2 separate regions of the Homo sapiens genome follow, and region 1 is linked to region 2. Evidence: chromatin loops called from intact Hi-C (ENCODE). Cell type or tissue: ascending aorta. All regions are shown on one strand.

Region 1 (8,000 bases), 130 kb after region 2:
GATGGGAGAGGTGAACAGCTGCCTGGCCCTCTGCTGACTCTGTGTCCTCATTGTGGCCTGTCATTGTAGAGTAACACGGACGAGGTGGAGGGTCAGGGAGCCATGCCAGGACTCTCAGAAGATAAGGCGGAGCAAGGAGAATGGCACGGTGTCTGGGAGTCATCAGAGCCAAGTCATAGGGTAGTCTAGTGGCCATTTGTCCCTTTGGTTCTGTGCTATCCATATGGCCCTCAATGCCCAGATAACGACAGTCCAGCCCCCACTCCACACTTACATGCAGGGAACCCCATCCTTCACCAAGTTCCCTCCAAAAGGGCTCTGGGACGCCCATAGAAGATCTGCAGAGCCCGTGGGTCCAGGCTGCTGTCATTGGTCTCCTCGGCTGGCTGCCTCATCACAAGGAGGACGTGCACCCCACTGCCTGCTATCACAGCGGTTTCCCCAGGCTCTGTCCCTGTTCCTGTATCCTTTCCTGCTACCATGGACACAAGCCCCTCCCTCGATTTTCCCAGCACTAAGATCGGGCTGTAACTTCTACAAAAATATATTGAGGACTTGTGGATAACAGGGGGAATGACAAAAAAGAGGAGAAAAGAAATATATTAAAAATGAATGCCAGATACAGCTGCAAACAGTGTCCATAGGGTCCCCAGCCCTCCAGTATCTCAGCTTGCATGGCAGTTACAGTCCAGCTATCATCCGATATATCCTGGACTGGTTGTTTCCAGCTGCCCCTTTCACCCAATGAGTTTCCCAATTAGAAAGACGAATTGTGTGATTTACCCACCACCACTCTTTCAGAATGCTTTTATTATTTAAAAAAAAATTTTTTGAGACAGGGTCTCATTTGCTCTGTCTCCCAGGCTGGAGTGAAGTGGCACAATCATAGCTCACTGTAGCTTCGAACTCCTGGGCTCAAGCAATCCTCTCACCTCAGCCTCCCAAAATGCTCGGATTACAGGCATGTGACACTGCGACCCGCCTCTGAGTGCTTTTATAATGGTGCCTCTACCAGTGTCCAGGGCCTCTCCCTCTCCAAAAATCAGCAAGGGGGAGAAAAGATACCTTATCTAAACCAGCTCTGCATGATGATCTGCAGAATGCAATTATGTCAGTCCATGCTATCAGACTAGTAAGTTCAAGTTTCTTATTTTAAGAACTGGATCATAAATGCACTTCTTTCTTCCCTTCATACGGCTCTAAAATATCTGATCATATTTAAATCAGAATTACAATTCACCACTCGTGGAGCAGAGGTCCAAGCCTTTCATCCAAAATCCCAAGCTAGGAGCCAAGAGAGCCCATCCCGCAAGGTCTGTTCCCCAACAATGGGCAAGAAAGAAAGGAGGCACCCAGGACCTTCCCTCCAGAGTCCAGGCCATTGAGATACCAGCTGACCAGGGCACTGCACCACTCCATGAGCCCCATCACCGCCCTGGTCAAGAGGGCAGGGACCCTTGACCGAGGTGCATGGGAGCCAAAAGTGTGTGTAGGGCAGTAAATATCACCTGGCTCTGGCCCAGATCCAACAGGGCTTAGCTTGGCCATAGGCAAGAACTGAACAGAACATAAGGAAAGGGTTCTTCACCTCCATGTGACTGTGGCTGCTCCCCGATGTACTGTAGGATGCAACCAAAGGCCCTTTGAAGTCTTTTCCCCCAAAGAAGTAATTGGAAAGAATAACCCAAACTTCCACCTAGAAAAACAGAAGAGCTGTTGGCAGTTTAAACATAACAGTCCCAGGTGTCCTCAGATTCTAGCCATCACATTTTCCACAATGCTGGGGCTCTGTCTCAGAGTCCCTGTACGCTCAGCTCCTCTCAGAGCTCATCCTTTTGGGACGGGTACTGTGGCTTACCATTCCAGGAAGGAGATAGGCCCATCGAGGCACCAATGTTGGCTGTGCACTCATCTTGAAAACAGCAACAAGCACCTGGAACACAATTGCTTTGACTTCATCCAGAGCCTCTGGAATCAGGAAAAGTAGACTTGGTTCTCTGGACTCATGGCTGATTTATCATATGGCTGTAGGTGTGTGGCTCTGTGGCTCAGTGTCTCCATCTGCTACCTCCTTCTTCAGATCCTTAAAATTAAAGGGAGGCCTAAAAGGCACTTGACATTGAGTTGTGTTGTTTTTGTGTGGATAACCCCATGAAAGAATAATCCATTAACAGAGGCATCTCCTACTGTCCCTTCATGTAGTAATCCACCCACTCACCCTCAGCAAAAGTGTGGCACTGCCTTCAAAATATAATTTCAGAAGTTGAAGACTTGTCCCAATGGTTTCTGTCAAGAAGCATCTAGAGGAAGTTTAAATCTTGAGCACATGGCTGCCTTTGCCCTTGTAAATTTCTGTAACTTACAAGGCATCCCCTGACTCCAAACAAAACTTCCTTCTGCTGTTGGTGGTTTGCCATTTGCACCATAAAACCAAAGCCTGCCGAAGATACCAGTCCGAGGAGAATGCGGATGAGTGGGCAGGGCACAGGGACACTGGGACTGAAACTGGATGACAAAGAAAATGAACTGAGGGCAAGTCTGGGAAGAAATGGGCAAATGTTACACCGGTGGCTTGATGGGTATCTTCAAAGTGGTCTTTGCTGATCTTGCATTGTTTCCACAATAAATTCAGAACGCAGGCTGGGAGCTCACTGGACTTCAGTCAGATGGCTTGAATTAAAGCCTTAGCTTCACATTTGTGGCTTTCTGGATAAATCACTGAACTTCTTGGCATCTTGATTTCCTTATCTGCAAAGTGGAGGTGATGATACACATGGTCGGTTTCGACCTATCGACCTCCTTAACCTGATAAGAGAATCTCAGATTCATTTTGAGAATAAACTCCCTCAGCTCTGGCCCCAATAACCCTCCACTGTTGATCCTCCTGGCAGGCCTCTATCAGCAAAGAGACCCCACCCTACACAGGGGACAGGTGCTGACCCATGCTGGGCCTCTTGGAATTTCTCCCAGCTCATTTGACTCATGAGCATAGGGTCCCAAGGATGGACAATATAAGCCGATTTATCTCAGCCTGGTTCTTTAGCTGATCCTTCAACTATATGAGTCCCTCTATATCCTCCCTCCCCCAATAAATTCCTTTTTTGCTAAAGTTAGCAAAAATCAGTTGCTGTTACTTGCCACCAAAGAACTCTAATTATACTGCATTTGACAGTTGCCCTGGCTACCTCACAGATAGTTCTGAGAATCAAAAAGACCTGGGATGGGATGTGAAAGCATTTTACTAACCACACAGCTCTATACAGATTGTGTCATTTTTGCTATGCAGAGTCAAATGCTCACTGTGTGCACACTGGGCTGCACAAATCCTTGATGCCAGGAAATTTCCATCACGTTGCTGTAATGGAATTTGGGACAAGTTGTGCCAAGGAATCTCCCGGCCAGAATGAGAACAGTGAGCGTGATGTGCTGCCCTCACCCAATCACTGTGATGTTTTCCACTGGGCATCTGAGCTTGGGGCCAAGCAGGACGGGGCTGCAGCCCGCCTGAGCTGGATTTATGGTCCACGGATTAGTGGGGATAAATCCTCCCTGCTCTTGGAGATCAACTAAATAAACAAGAGGAAAACATCATCTCAGAGTGCGCTGTATAGGCTGAAGGACTGAGAATGAGCAGAATGATGCTGGTCCCATAATTACCTTCGTCGAGATGCTCCTTTAAATGCTCAGCAGTTTTGATGCTGATAATTGAGCTGGCTTTTGGGGGGTTTCCATTGTGGCTCTTTATAGCCATGATCTATGTGCCCATAATGCTAGGTTTTTATTTGTTTGTTTGTTTTAAAAAAGGGGGGGCCTACAGTTAGAGTTCAGGGTGGGCTCAGTGTCTGCTTAACTCGCTGAAAGGCATCAAACTGTAACTTCCAAAGGAAATTGTTTGTCCCAGTGACTTCTCCTGTGCAGCATCGAGAATTTTAAATCTTGACTTAAATGCTGCCCTGAGGTGACATATAAAGGAGTCGTCCTTGCCCCTTGGTAATAAGCAGTCCTTGACAGGAGAGGTTAGCAGGAAGGCGCCGCTGTCCTCGGTTGGGTGTCCAGTATGTGCCAAGCTCTCCAGGAGGCAAAATTCTCCCCCACAGCCCCCGCTGACCAGGAGAAGATGGGAGAGAGGGGGAGAGGAGCCCTGCGCAGAAGCGGCTTCCATCACAGGTGGAAAGGTGAAGAGCACCAAAAGAGAGGAAGGTGGAGTTTTCTGGACATTCCACGGAAAGCACCGGACCCTGGAGAGGACCACGGGGAGCTGACAAGCAGGGCGCTCAGGCACGGGAGGAGTCAACTGTATTGAGGCGGCAGGAGGGAGAGGAGTTTCCGCAGCAGGACAGGCCTGCACGGGGTGCAGCAGCCAAACACCAGGAGGAGAGAATTCCATGGGGCAACTTGGGAAGCCACTGTTAAGACGTCATCAAGGCCAAGCTTTGAGCCCAGGCATTCGTAGCACTCCCACAAACCAGAGGAGCCTGCCCACCGCGCCTGCTCAGAGCCCCACATGTCCCTGCAGCCGCGCAGGCTGCAAAACAAGGCGCGGAGGAGGTGAATCTGACCCTTGGCCCTGGGCGGTGGAGGAAGAAGCACAGCAAATGCAGCCTGTGTGAGTGGGGGTCCCCGGCCCCTGTGCCCTCTATGCATTAGGGATGTGAGGTGGGGCTTCCTGGCCCGTCTCTTCCACGGGCTACCCCAGGACCCTCAGCAGCCGCACCCCTAGAAGATTCCTGAGCGTGTCCGCGGGAACTTCCCTTCTCCCAGGCAGCCTTTCAGCTGCACCTACCACCTCCTTCTCCTCTCAGACTCCCTCATGTGGGCACCATGACACTGAAGACTGGCAGGGCCCCCTCCTTGGCCTTGCTTATGGTTCACTGGGAGAACGTGAGTCTCCTCCTTCTGTTACTGTCCTCCAATGCTCAAAGCTAGCCGCCTTAGGGTGCCAGATGAATGCAGGAACCTGACAGAACGGGGAAAACTCAGTCTCATAATGTCTGTAATAGAAGAGCTTTCTTAGTTCTTGGCCCCAAATGCACCCTCCTTAAAGGCCAGTCCAGACCAGAGGGCAGAGGGGAAGCTGTGCCCTTCCATACCCTCTTTCAACCTCCCTCCCTGCCATACCACCAAAACAAAAACAAGCCCATCATCACCTTCAGCTAAACACAAAAGCACCTTGGACATTCACAAAGTAATAAGTGCTCGGAAAGGCCACCGCACCTTTAATCTGCTCTAGCCAAGTGTGGGATTTCAGCTCAAGCAACCAAGCACCTATACATACATGTAAAGAAATAACACATACACATGGATAACTAAATGGGATAAGTCAGCCTGTGAAAGTACCAAAAGAATAATGCCCTTTGATGATAAATCAACCATCTTCGTGGAATGCCTGTGAGGGAACATGGGAGCTAAACAAGGGCTTAAGGCCAGAGTGGCAGAAGGCTCCATTTACACTTGCACCCCCCCGACCAGAACGCACCTCACACATAATTGTACCTATTTACTTCTTTGACGATAAGGTCCCATGTAGTTTTTGCTCAATATCGTAGCCAGAGGTATTTCAGACATCCTGGTCAATAGTAGGTATATAGCCAATATTGGATGGATGGATGGATGGATGGATGGATGGATGGATGGATGGGTGAATGGGTGGGTGAGTGGAGTAGATGGGTGAGTGGATGGGAGTGTAGGTAGATAGATGGGTGGGTGGGTGCATGGGTGGGTGGATGGATAGGTGGATGGTTAGATTGGTGGAAAGAGTGGGTGGATGGGTAGGTGGGTAGGTGGGTGGATGGATGGGTGAATGGGTGGGTTGATAGGTGGGTTGTGTAGATAGTATGGTTGGGTGGATGAATAGGTGGATAGATGGGTGGGTGGGTGGGTAGATAGATGAAAAGATGGGTGGGTGGATAGACAGATGGGTGGATGGATGGGTAGGTGAGTGAGTGAGTGGCTGAATAGGTGGGTGGATGGGTGGATGAATAGGTGAGTGGATGGTTGGATGGATGGATAGGTGGTTAGGTGACTGGATGGATGTATATGTGGGTGGATGAGGTAGATGGATAGGTGGGTAGATAGGTGGGTCGGTATGTGGATGGATGGATGGAAAGGTGGATGGAAGGATTAGTGGATGATGCGTGTCTACATTTTGGGTTGGATGCATGGTTGGATGGAAGGATGGACATGAGAACTGCACGAGCAAATTTTGTTCATTGTAGGCATCAAGATAGATCGTTGCTCACTTTCCTTGATATTTTTCCAAAACTGCTTATCTATTAAACATTCCTTGGGGAGTATAGATGTAACAAAGTAAACAAAATAGTAATCACTAAAGTTCCTTTTCATTGAGAGCACCACGTAATGAGAAATGCAAATAAGGTAGAAGGGACAGACAGAATAAAAGGCAGCAGCTGGAGGGTCTACATGCCAAGTGATTACATGGGCAAGAATGATGGTAAACAAAGTTATGGACAGATTCAGTCTAGAATTGCTTGGGGACAGTGTGGCATAGGGGAAAGCCCTGGATTAGCGTCTAAGTATCTGGGTTCGAGTCTGCCACTTACTTGCTCTCATACAAAGGGCAACTCACTCAATCTCCTTGGTGCTTTAGTTGCTTCATCTATAAAAGGGCGACAATAATAATAATATTTAGTTAGTCTTCCTGGTGGATAAGACAGCATGAAGATGGAAGCTCTCTGTCAACTGGCAAGCACCTTACAAAGGCTGATACTCATTATCAAACCTTTAGCCAACCTGTGGACACACAAATGTCACAAACAGCATCCTCCTTACCCATTTCCAGATGAAGAGCTGAGACACAGGGCATCAGCTAAGTTACCTTGGGTTGATGCCAGGGAAAGCTGTGAAGGGCTGGCCATCTCCTCGCCCCTGACCATCATACTGTGCCCCAATGCTGCCTGGAGCATCAGTGGAAGGAGGCAGCCAGCTAGGACCTTCAAAGAAAAAAAGGATTTCCCAGCTTTAGCAGACATAGGTAGCCTCGTAAGGGTGCTTTATAAAGTGGAAATTTCACATACAAACACTGCTGCCTTTTGCTATGTCCTTGGCACCTGCCTGTCTGGGTAGGAGATGTGAGGCTGTGTGCCACCTACTCCAGTGTTAATATCTTCAGCCTTTGAGCAGTGCTCATTGGATCTCAGGATTCTCAAAAATAGTTGGATTTTGACCTGAAAGGGACCTTGAAAATTACCTAGTTCAACTGTATCACTATAAAAACAAGAAAACAGTGCAAAAGAAGTGGCGTGATTTATTGAATATTCACAATCTGTTGCCCCTGGGAATTTCGAAGTTGACATTGCATTTAGCACTAAAGAAATAAAAATGAGGCATGAAATTCTAATTTATGGATTCTTTTGCGTACACAGATGGGAGGGAAATGCGGGACTGCTGTTTATCAAACACTGCTGCCCATGGCAGCACAATAGTGTCTCCTGACTGACGAGGACTTTGGGGGAAGTTACACAAGAGTCAGGGCCATGTTCTGCCTTTGGTCTTCAGGCACAATTCTCTGGATTTTGCCACAAGGCCAGATGGCAGGATATGGCTGCAGAAAGATTAAAATGCACTTCTTACTCATGGACAAAGAAATCATGAGCATCTCAAATCTCAAAACCCTCTCCTTAGGCTCTTGTCTCCACCCCCATCATAAGCAACTGCAAAGACCATTTCTGTGTGTCTAACACACTTCCCTGAAGTGCCAGCAAAGCCCTGGGCCATCTGTCTCAGGCATAGCTTCTGACCTTGAGCTAAAGCCCATTGTAGATTGAAATACAATATTTGTAGATTCACTGCCCCCATGAGGCTTTTAAAAATAAAGCTCAGGGAGTAGCACAAAGACTGCTGAAGAGCAAAGGGAGGGTTTGGGGCTGTGCGTGGCCTCTGTGTTAGGTGGAGCCCATGACCAGCCAGGTGGAGTTGGGTGTCACCAGCCACATATTAAACCAATGCTCCCTTGGATTGTTTCAGTAGATAGTGAGGAAATG
Region 2 (8,000 bases):
GGTAGGATGTAATATGTATTTCTTAGGGTAAGTCATGGTCAAAGGCTTCAGAAACACTAGCCTATGGCAATCACCCGCGATATGCTGTGTCCCAGGGGTGACACTAACTAGGAGCAGATTTGCTTGCAACTTGCATTTGAAGGATCCACACAGGCAACTGGATTGCCCATTATCCCGCCATACTCGTCAAGGCACCTTTTCAAAAAAACTCCTCTTCAAAACGTTTTCTTATTCCTTTTGGCTTTTCTAACATTATTTTCTGGCCTCTCTTCAGTGGACTTTTATGACTTCAGTTGCCAATGGAGCACTCAGGTATCAACTGCAAGACCTGCTGTGATTTCATTCATGCCTAATTACTTCAAGCTGCCTGTTGCTTGCAAGCATTCCATGTGCTGGCCTCTTTGTCCGTCCCCAGGTCTCAGGCCCCAGGGCTTGGGAGAGCCCTTTGGATGACACTCCAAATGGAAGAGTCTCACACTGACTTCAGAGCCCTCCTTCCTTCCTTGCTGAAGTGTTCTCTCCTGACCCCTGTCCTTGTCAGGCCAGGCCTGTGTCTGAGCAGATGAACAATAGCTGGAAAAGTGACTGTCACAGCCAGGCTTGGGAGGTCCTTCTGTGTGATCCCAGACAGTGCACACTCGGAATGGTTCTCCTTCCCTGTCCAAGGCTGGCAGATGCTTACACATACCCTGAGTGCCCAACACATGCCCCTGGGCATCAGCACATGGGCTCAGGGCTTACGTCCACTGAAAATACTGCCTCCCTCCACTTCATCTCTGACCCTTGATCAATTCGTAAGCAATGCCTTGCAAATGGGTGCTCAGTGTGTCTGTGCATGTGGCAGGGATGAGGTGACCACTAGGGAACCAGCAAACTACCAGAGAAGGGCTTTTCCTCATCAAGCATAGCTCTCAGATTCCCTCCCGAAAGGGCAATGAATGGAACAGTTGGAATGTGCAGAACTGTTTGTGGCCTGGGTCTGTCTGATCACACCTTACTTGCATGTGGTTAGTGTCATTTTAGTCAAGGGCTCCTTGTGTTGTTAATGAGCATGAAGACATCTAAGAGCATAACCTAATTGACTTGAGCACATTTCGATTCCTACTGAGATGCCAGAGATCAGACAACATTATGTCAGTCTCCCTTTCCTTTTTATTCCCTTCCCTTATTTCGATAGGACCTGAATGCAAAATGCCTTGAGCAGACATACTTAATCTCAATGTTCATTGCAAGAAGTGGGATGCAAAGACAGACTATCTGTGCCTCACCAGTTAAAGCAAGTGGTCCAGTAACATGAAAGCTTTGAATAGGAATTTCCAATGTTTCCAAGTTACTTTTGTTTCTCTCAAACTTATTGCTCAGGTTGGATCTTTTGATCTAAATACCAAGTCATCATTAAAAATTGTCACAAAATGAGTTGGGCAGTGTCTCATGCCTGTAATCCCAACACTTTGGGAGGCCGAGGCAGGTGGATCACTTGAAGTCAGGAGCTTGAGACAAGCTTGGGCAACATTGTGAAACCCCATCTCTACTAAAAATACAAAATTTAGCCAGGTGTGGTGGTGCACGCTTGTAATCCCAGCTACTTGGGAGGCTGAAGCAAGAGAATCACTTGAATCTGGGAGGTGGAGGTTGCAGTGAACCAAGATGATACCACTACACTCCAGACTGGGTGACAGAGTGAGACAAAAAAAAAAAAGGCACAAAATGAAGTAAATAATGATTTTTCATGCAGGATGAGTTTGTTAAGAGGCACAGACTCAACATTTGCATATTCTCTTCCTGAATCCAGACATAATGACCCATCTGAGGAAGGACAGCAGGGATGAAATCTCTCTTGACCTCACAACAACGCCAATATGCAGCACAGCATCCCTTCCTGGGTTAAGAGCTTGGTGATCTTCCCACGAACAGGCAGCTGTCCAAATGGAAGCTCAGAGTGACCTCTGTGCCTAGATCTAAAATAAAAGGAGAGAGACAGCCTGAAATTTATGCCTAAATATCCACTCCTGACACACATTCACAATCAACATCAGCAAACATGCTTGGTTTTGGCAGTCTGCTGTTTAGGATTCACATGTTTTTAGATTCTGCAGTGAATATTTAGGTTTTGTTCTTGGAAGTCAATAAGTGCCTGGCATCTAGATGTTTTTCTTCTTCATTTTCCTGAGGGAAATTACAATATTAACATAATGAACCTTAGCAAAGCTAGTGACATTCCCTTCCCGTTCCACCAAAAATAACATGCAATAATGTGAGGACTCACCCTGGAGAGACGCCAGAGTGGAAGGAGAATGATTTGTGGTGGGAGCAGCCCAGAGTGGCCTGATGACCATGCAGGGTACACAGAGGCAGCCATGCAGCCAGCTGGTCTTCATGCTACTTGTCTGTAGAACTGAGCCAAATGGCACTGGCAAGAAGAGGGCCAGGGAAGGCACCTCTGCCTCCCTCCATGACAGCATCAGGGATCCGTAGTCTCAAGGCCAAAGGACCACTGGCTCCAGTAATCACCTTGTGTGAACATCTGTGCCCCAGCTCTATATTCTCTCTCTTTTTTTTTTTTTTTTTTTGAGACAGAGTTTTGTTGCCCAGGCTGGAGTGCAATGGCACGATCTCGGCTCACTGCAGCCTCCACCTCCCAGATTCAAGGGATTCTCCTGCCTCAGCCTCCAGAGTAGCTGGGATTACAGGTGCCTGCCACCATGCCCGGCTAATATTTTTTTTATTATTTTTTTTAATTTTTAGTAGAGATAGGGTTTCATCATGTTGGCCAGGCTGGTCTTGAACTCCTGGCCTCAGGTCATCTGCCTGCCTCGGCCTTCCAAAGTGCTGGGTTTACAGGCATGAGCCACCACGCCTGTCCACCAGCTCTATCTTCTTAAAGCAGATTCCAGTCACTGGCAAGGTAATTCACATGGCAGGCCCTGCGAGGGCTGCTCAGGGCTTCTATAGCATGCACTATAGATGAGGATGATAATAATGACCTCATCACATCGTTGAAAGAGGAGTAAAAGTGCACCTGGCACATACAAAACACCCAATAGATGGGCAATCCTCCCAAGAAGGAGACTGCACTGTCATTGGCATGTCCATGTGAACTTGCTCATCAGGTGGCTTTCTGCTTTCACAAGACGGTCTGCGCAGAACGAGAATGCTGACTTGGGGCTCTCAGGAGGGAGGTTGCTGGTGGCAGGAGAGGGGATGAGGGCATGTGGGCGGGGTGAGGGAACGTGGGGGATAAACTCGATCTACTCTAAGTGTTTTTTCCCGTGCTGGCTGCATGGGGGAAGGGAGGGAGCAGGCTTCAGGAGGAGGGGTAGCAGGAACATAGCATAGGGTAACCTAGTCTCAGAATTTTTCACAATTGGACTTGGGAGAGGGCACCAGTGTTATAAAGGGAAGAGGGCGCCAAGTCGCATAGCTGGGCAGAGGCCAGGGAGGGGAGCCCTAAGTGCTGGGCCAACGTGAGGGTGAGAGCCAGGGCACCGGGAAGCAAGGGCTGTGAGTCAGGGATATTTTCCAATCACAGACCTGGGAAAAAACAGAGCTGGAATGCACTTTAAAAATCACATAGCTCGATTTTTATTTTGCACAGAAACTGAAGCCAGGGGTCCCGTCTCACAAGGAAAAGTTAGAACTTACACTCAGTTGTGTCCATTTAAATCTAACAACCCACAACTTGTTCATAAATTAATTAATTAGTTAACTAATTACAATATAAATTATCCAGACAAAAATTTGAGTCACAGCTTATTTTCCAGCTTTCAGTCACACAGTCAAGAACAAAGCGAGTTTGAATCTGAACACGAGGTTCCAGTATCGGCACTGAAATCATGATGCCCTTTATGACTTCATTATCTGTCAGGGAGAGGCTCGGAGAAACAGGAAAATCGGTTATTTGTAGCTACTCCATTATCTGAAAAATATCCGCGCATAAGTCACATTGGGCTCTAAGGGTTTTACTTTCCACAAGTAGAGAATGCTGGTGAACAGTTGGAAAATAAGAATTCTCTGGGCTTCCTAAACACAATGGCTGCTGTTAAGTTGAATTTATGTATCAGGCCACATAAAAATGTGTGAAAATGAAGAATCAGGAACTAAAGAAAGTAAACAATAGAGAAGAGAAACACTCTTGTCATAAAATCAGTCTGTCTTTTAGACAATTTGTGGCGGGTGGGAAATGGAATTTTTCACATGCTCAGTGCACAGATTTAAACTGTTGATACCTCTTTCGATGTCACAAGGTGGAGGACTTGGAGTATGTGAAAGCTGGTGCTTTCCCCAGGGACCGTGGAGAACAAATGCCCGGGCAGGAGGGCGTGCCTCGGGAGACTCCAGGAACATGAAGAGTATCCCTTGGCATGACCTTTGGATAAAGCCAACTCTTTGTGAACTCAAAGTGACTTGCTGGTTTCCCCAGAGCATGGCTGGCCCCCAAGGGTGTCTTCCTAGCAGTGGCTTGCATCATGCTGTGATAAGGGCTTCTGTCACCCTACAGATGTGAAAGCTCTCCCCTAACTCAAACATCAGCCAAGCACCCCGAGCTACCCTGCAGAGCCAGAGCCTCGGATGTGTGAGGAGTTGCCCCAGCTGGATCAACCAAATCAGGAAGAGACTTTGGCCATTTCAAAAATAAACTTCTCTGCCCACCTCAGTTCATTCGGCTGAAACAGACCAGGGTGAGTCTCACAGTGTCTTCTCCTATTTGGCTACTTTAGCCTGGGGTACTCACACAGGTCAACCCATCTGAACACATGAAAATAGTTCCCATTTAGGCAACCTCAGTTTCTCTTTTATAATCCCTGCAAAGTTAATATAGACTTTCAGGCTAGATTCTACCCAGCTCCAACATTCAACACATCACTCACCTGGTGTGAAAGGAGCCCAGGTCAATATCTAGCTAATGTGTGCCCTGCTGAATCGGCCCGATGACTAACTCTTTTATGTGCTTGCTTCTTGTGAGCTGAAAACTAAACAGAAACTATTTACAAAGCCCAGGGGCCTGAATGGGTGGCTCTCTCAGCAGGGGGTGGGGCCCCACCAAGCTTGGGATGAGGTTGTCAGCTGGGGCCAATTTAGATTTCCCTGACCGCCACTGTCAGCCTTCTCCAGCTTTTGCACAAATTCTATATTCCACTGACTATAGCCTCCCAGCCTCAAATCACTTTGGGAAGCTCTACAAAGACTCATCTCTGACCTGGGTCTTTGTTGTTATTTCCTGCATGAAAATGGGGGTAGGAGAAAAAAAGAGAGACTTTTTTTTCACTGTGTCAGAGTTTGTAAAGTGACACTTGAGTAAGTCTGTGGGGTTAGAGTTATTCAGAGCAAAGGCATACTGTGAAGGAAGCACTTTACAACAGATTGGGTAACAAATCCCGGCCCTGTGTCTGCAGGGCTGATTTTTCGCCTGAAACTAAGAGCTGCAGCTCAGCTTCCTCCTGGGCACCACTTCAGTTCAACAAGCCCAAAGCCACCCTGACCAACTGCCGTCCTAGGGCCCCTCTCACTCCTACATGAGTCTGCCATTGGCCCAGTGCTTCAAACCCACAGTCTGCCTCCCCTCCCATCAGTCACCAAATCTCACCAAGTCGACTTCCTTTCTGCTGCTCACCCCTTTCCACTCTCCCACCACTCTGCTGCTGCCAGTGTGGATGGGCCCGTATCCTCTCCACCTGCACTAGAGTAACATTCCCCTCGCAGGGGCCCCTGCTTCCAGTTCATCCCTCCAATCCTTGCTCCACACTGCAGTCAAGGGTGAGCTTTCTGAAGCAAAAACTCTTCTCAAGTCATTCCCTCCTTGCAGGGCTGCCAGGCCTGCAGGGAACACTGTCCAGTTTTCTAGGAGTGCAACTGAGTCAGGGGCGGGGATTCTGGAGGAGGCTGAGATTTGAGAAGGATGAGTCAGCTCCAGACAAGTTGAGTTTGAAGTGGCTTGAATCATCCTGGAAAAAATGTCATATGGGAAGCAGATAGTCTGTCTAAAGCTCGAAAGAAATGCAGCGGCTGGAGATGGGCCCTGGAAAAACGGGCTTTATCTCTGGCCCTGTCCTCCACAGATCCCGCTGTCCTGCACCATGTTTCAGACACACTGGCCTCCTTGCAGTTCCACATGCCCTTCATGCCCTCATCTCCTGGAGCTTTACAGATGGAGACCCACATATGGAAACACTCTCTCCAGCCTTCTCACACGCTTTGCCTGCTGATCCTCTACTTGTCCTTCAGGACTTGGTTTCAACAGCAACCCCAACAGGATGTGCTCCCAAAGCACATGCACTTGCCACCAGGGCCACATTGATCGTTCATGCTGAGATCAACTATTTCCTGTCTTCTCCCACCACTAGACTCCAAGATCTGGGGTATGCGCTCAGTAAATATCTGTTAAGCAAAAGAATGATTAATTGTTTAATTATTTATCTACAGTATCAAGAAGTTCTATAAGCCCCAGGAAAGATAAATATAAAGAAATGCACACCTAGACATATCATCATAAAACTGCAAAAAAAAAAAAAAAGACAAAAAGAAAATCTTAAAAGCAGCCAGAGAAAAAAAATTCAAGTACCTTCAAGTGAGCAATAGATTGACAGCTAATGTTCCACACAAAAAAACCCCAAAAACCAAAAAAAAAAAAAAAAAAAAAAACAGAAGGCAGCAAACAATGCAATGGTATGTATCTACAAAGGACAGAAGAAAATCAGCTGCCAACCTAGTAACACACTGTGCATGGGGAAAACATGCTTCAAGAATGAAAGTTAAAGAAAGAGGCCGGGTGCGGTGGTTCACACCTGTAATTCCAACACTTTGGGAGGCCAAGGTAGGTGGATCACCTAAGGTCAGGAGTTCAAGACCAGCCTGGGCAACATGGTAAAACGCTGTCTCTACTAAAAATACAAAAATTAGCCAGGCCTGGTGGCTTGCAACTGTCATCCCAGCTACTTGGGAGGCTGAGGCAGCCTCCCGAGGCAGGAGAATCACTTGAACCTGGGAGGTGGAGGTTGCAATGAGCTGAGATGACACCACCTCACTCCCACCTGGGCAACCATAGCGAGACTCTGTCTCAAAAAATAAATACATAGAAAGTTAAAGAAAGACATTTCTGTATCAATGGAAGCTAACATATGCAAGTTGCAAGCTGACTCATACTAAGTGAAATCCTAACAGGCTTTCTTAGATGAAATGCCAGAGATCGTGAATGGTAAATATATGGGCGCATAAAGTGAATGTTGGATGTATAAAATAGCACTTGTTTATATCTGAACAGAAAAGAAGAGAAGCAGTTCTCTTTAGTCAGAAGAGATAGGCATTAGTTATGAAGCTTGGACAAGAAAGGAGAAAAGAAAAACACATTTATTGAGTCATTACTATTTTCCAGATTTTTCTACCATATGACTACTATTTCTAAGGGACGGGACTTCAGTTTCCAAGAGTTTTTAATACACTGTAACCTTACAAGACAAATTCCTACAAAATCCCACCGATTCTTAAACTCATTGATTCTACAAGGAGAGAAAGCTAACCACATGCCTCCCGGCCAGCCCGGAATCCCCAGTGGAGTTTTCTCTCCCCTTCCTTCCTCCCAGAGGAGGAGGAGGATCCCTTCCAGGGAGACTGGAAACTGAGAGGAGTCTGACTACATGATCTCCTGCTTTTCCTTGGATCTAGCAACGCTTTCTGCTCCACAATTTTTCACTTTTCATTTCTTCCCCATTGTCAGTATTCATAGTGTATCTATCCACAGGACCTTCACCCTAGAAGGGACCCTCATGGTTCCCTGTTCTTACTCTTTTCACAGAGGAGGAAACTTAGCCTCAGCTAGGCGAGTGCTTCAGGTCACTGACGAAGTTAGTATCAGGATCTAGACTAATACCAGTAACAGCTGTGGTTAGCTATTATGTGTCCAAGGTGCTTAATATACATATCTCATTCATTCTCTCTCCACTGTGTAATCAGAATATGGTAGGTCATGCTAGAAACAACCATTAAATCTCAACGGCTTCACACCA

The links. Hi-C counts contacts between places; a loop is a spot of excess contacts. Peaks named below come from ENCODE experiments on the same cell type or tissue, not always from the same donor. Only the 100,000 strongest peaks of a DNase experiment are listed, where the experiment ranks them.
Region 1: a loop joins it to region 2, with 2.6 times the contacts of the local background. A loop is called at or near these places in 6 of 110 quality-filtered maps.

Annotation. Positions count from the first base shown.
Region 1 is chr18:10,006,210-10,014,209 of GRCh38, reverse strand. No RefSeq gene overlaps it. Among named protein-coding and RNA genes, the nearest start is that of VAPA, 96 kb to the right of the region's middle. In ascending aorta, a CTCF peak has its summit at 7,817; a DNase peak (open chromatin) is centred at 3,389; H3K4me3 peaks cover 405 bases; H3K27ac peaks cover 3,773 bases.
Region 2 is chr18:10,138,115-10,146,114 of GRCh38, reverse strand. No RefSeq gene overlaps it. Among named protein-coding and RNA genes, the nearest start is that of VAPA, 230 kb to the right of the region's middle. RefSeq lists an enhancer at 5,132-5,631. In ascending aorta, no CTCF peak of the experiment used is centred here; a DNase peak (open chromatin) is centred at 3,448; H3K4me3 peaks cover 993 bases; H3K27ac peaks cover 1,042 bases.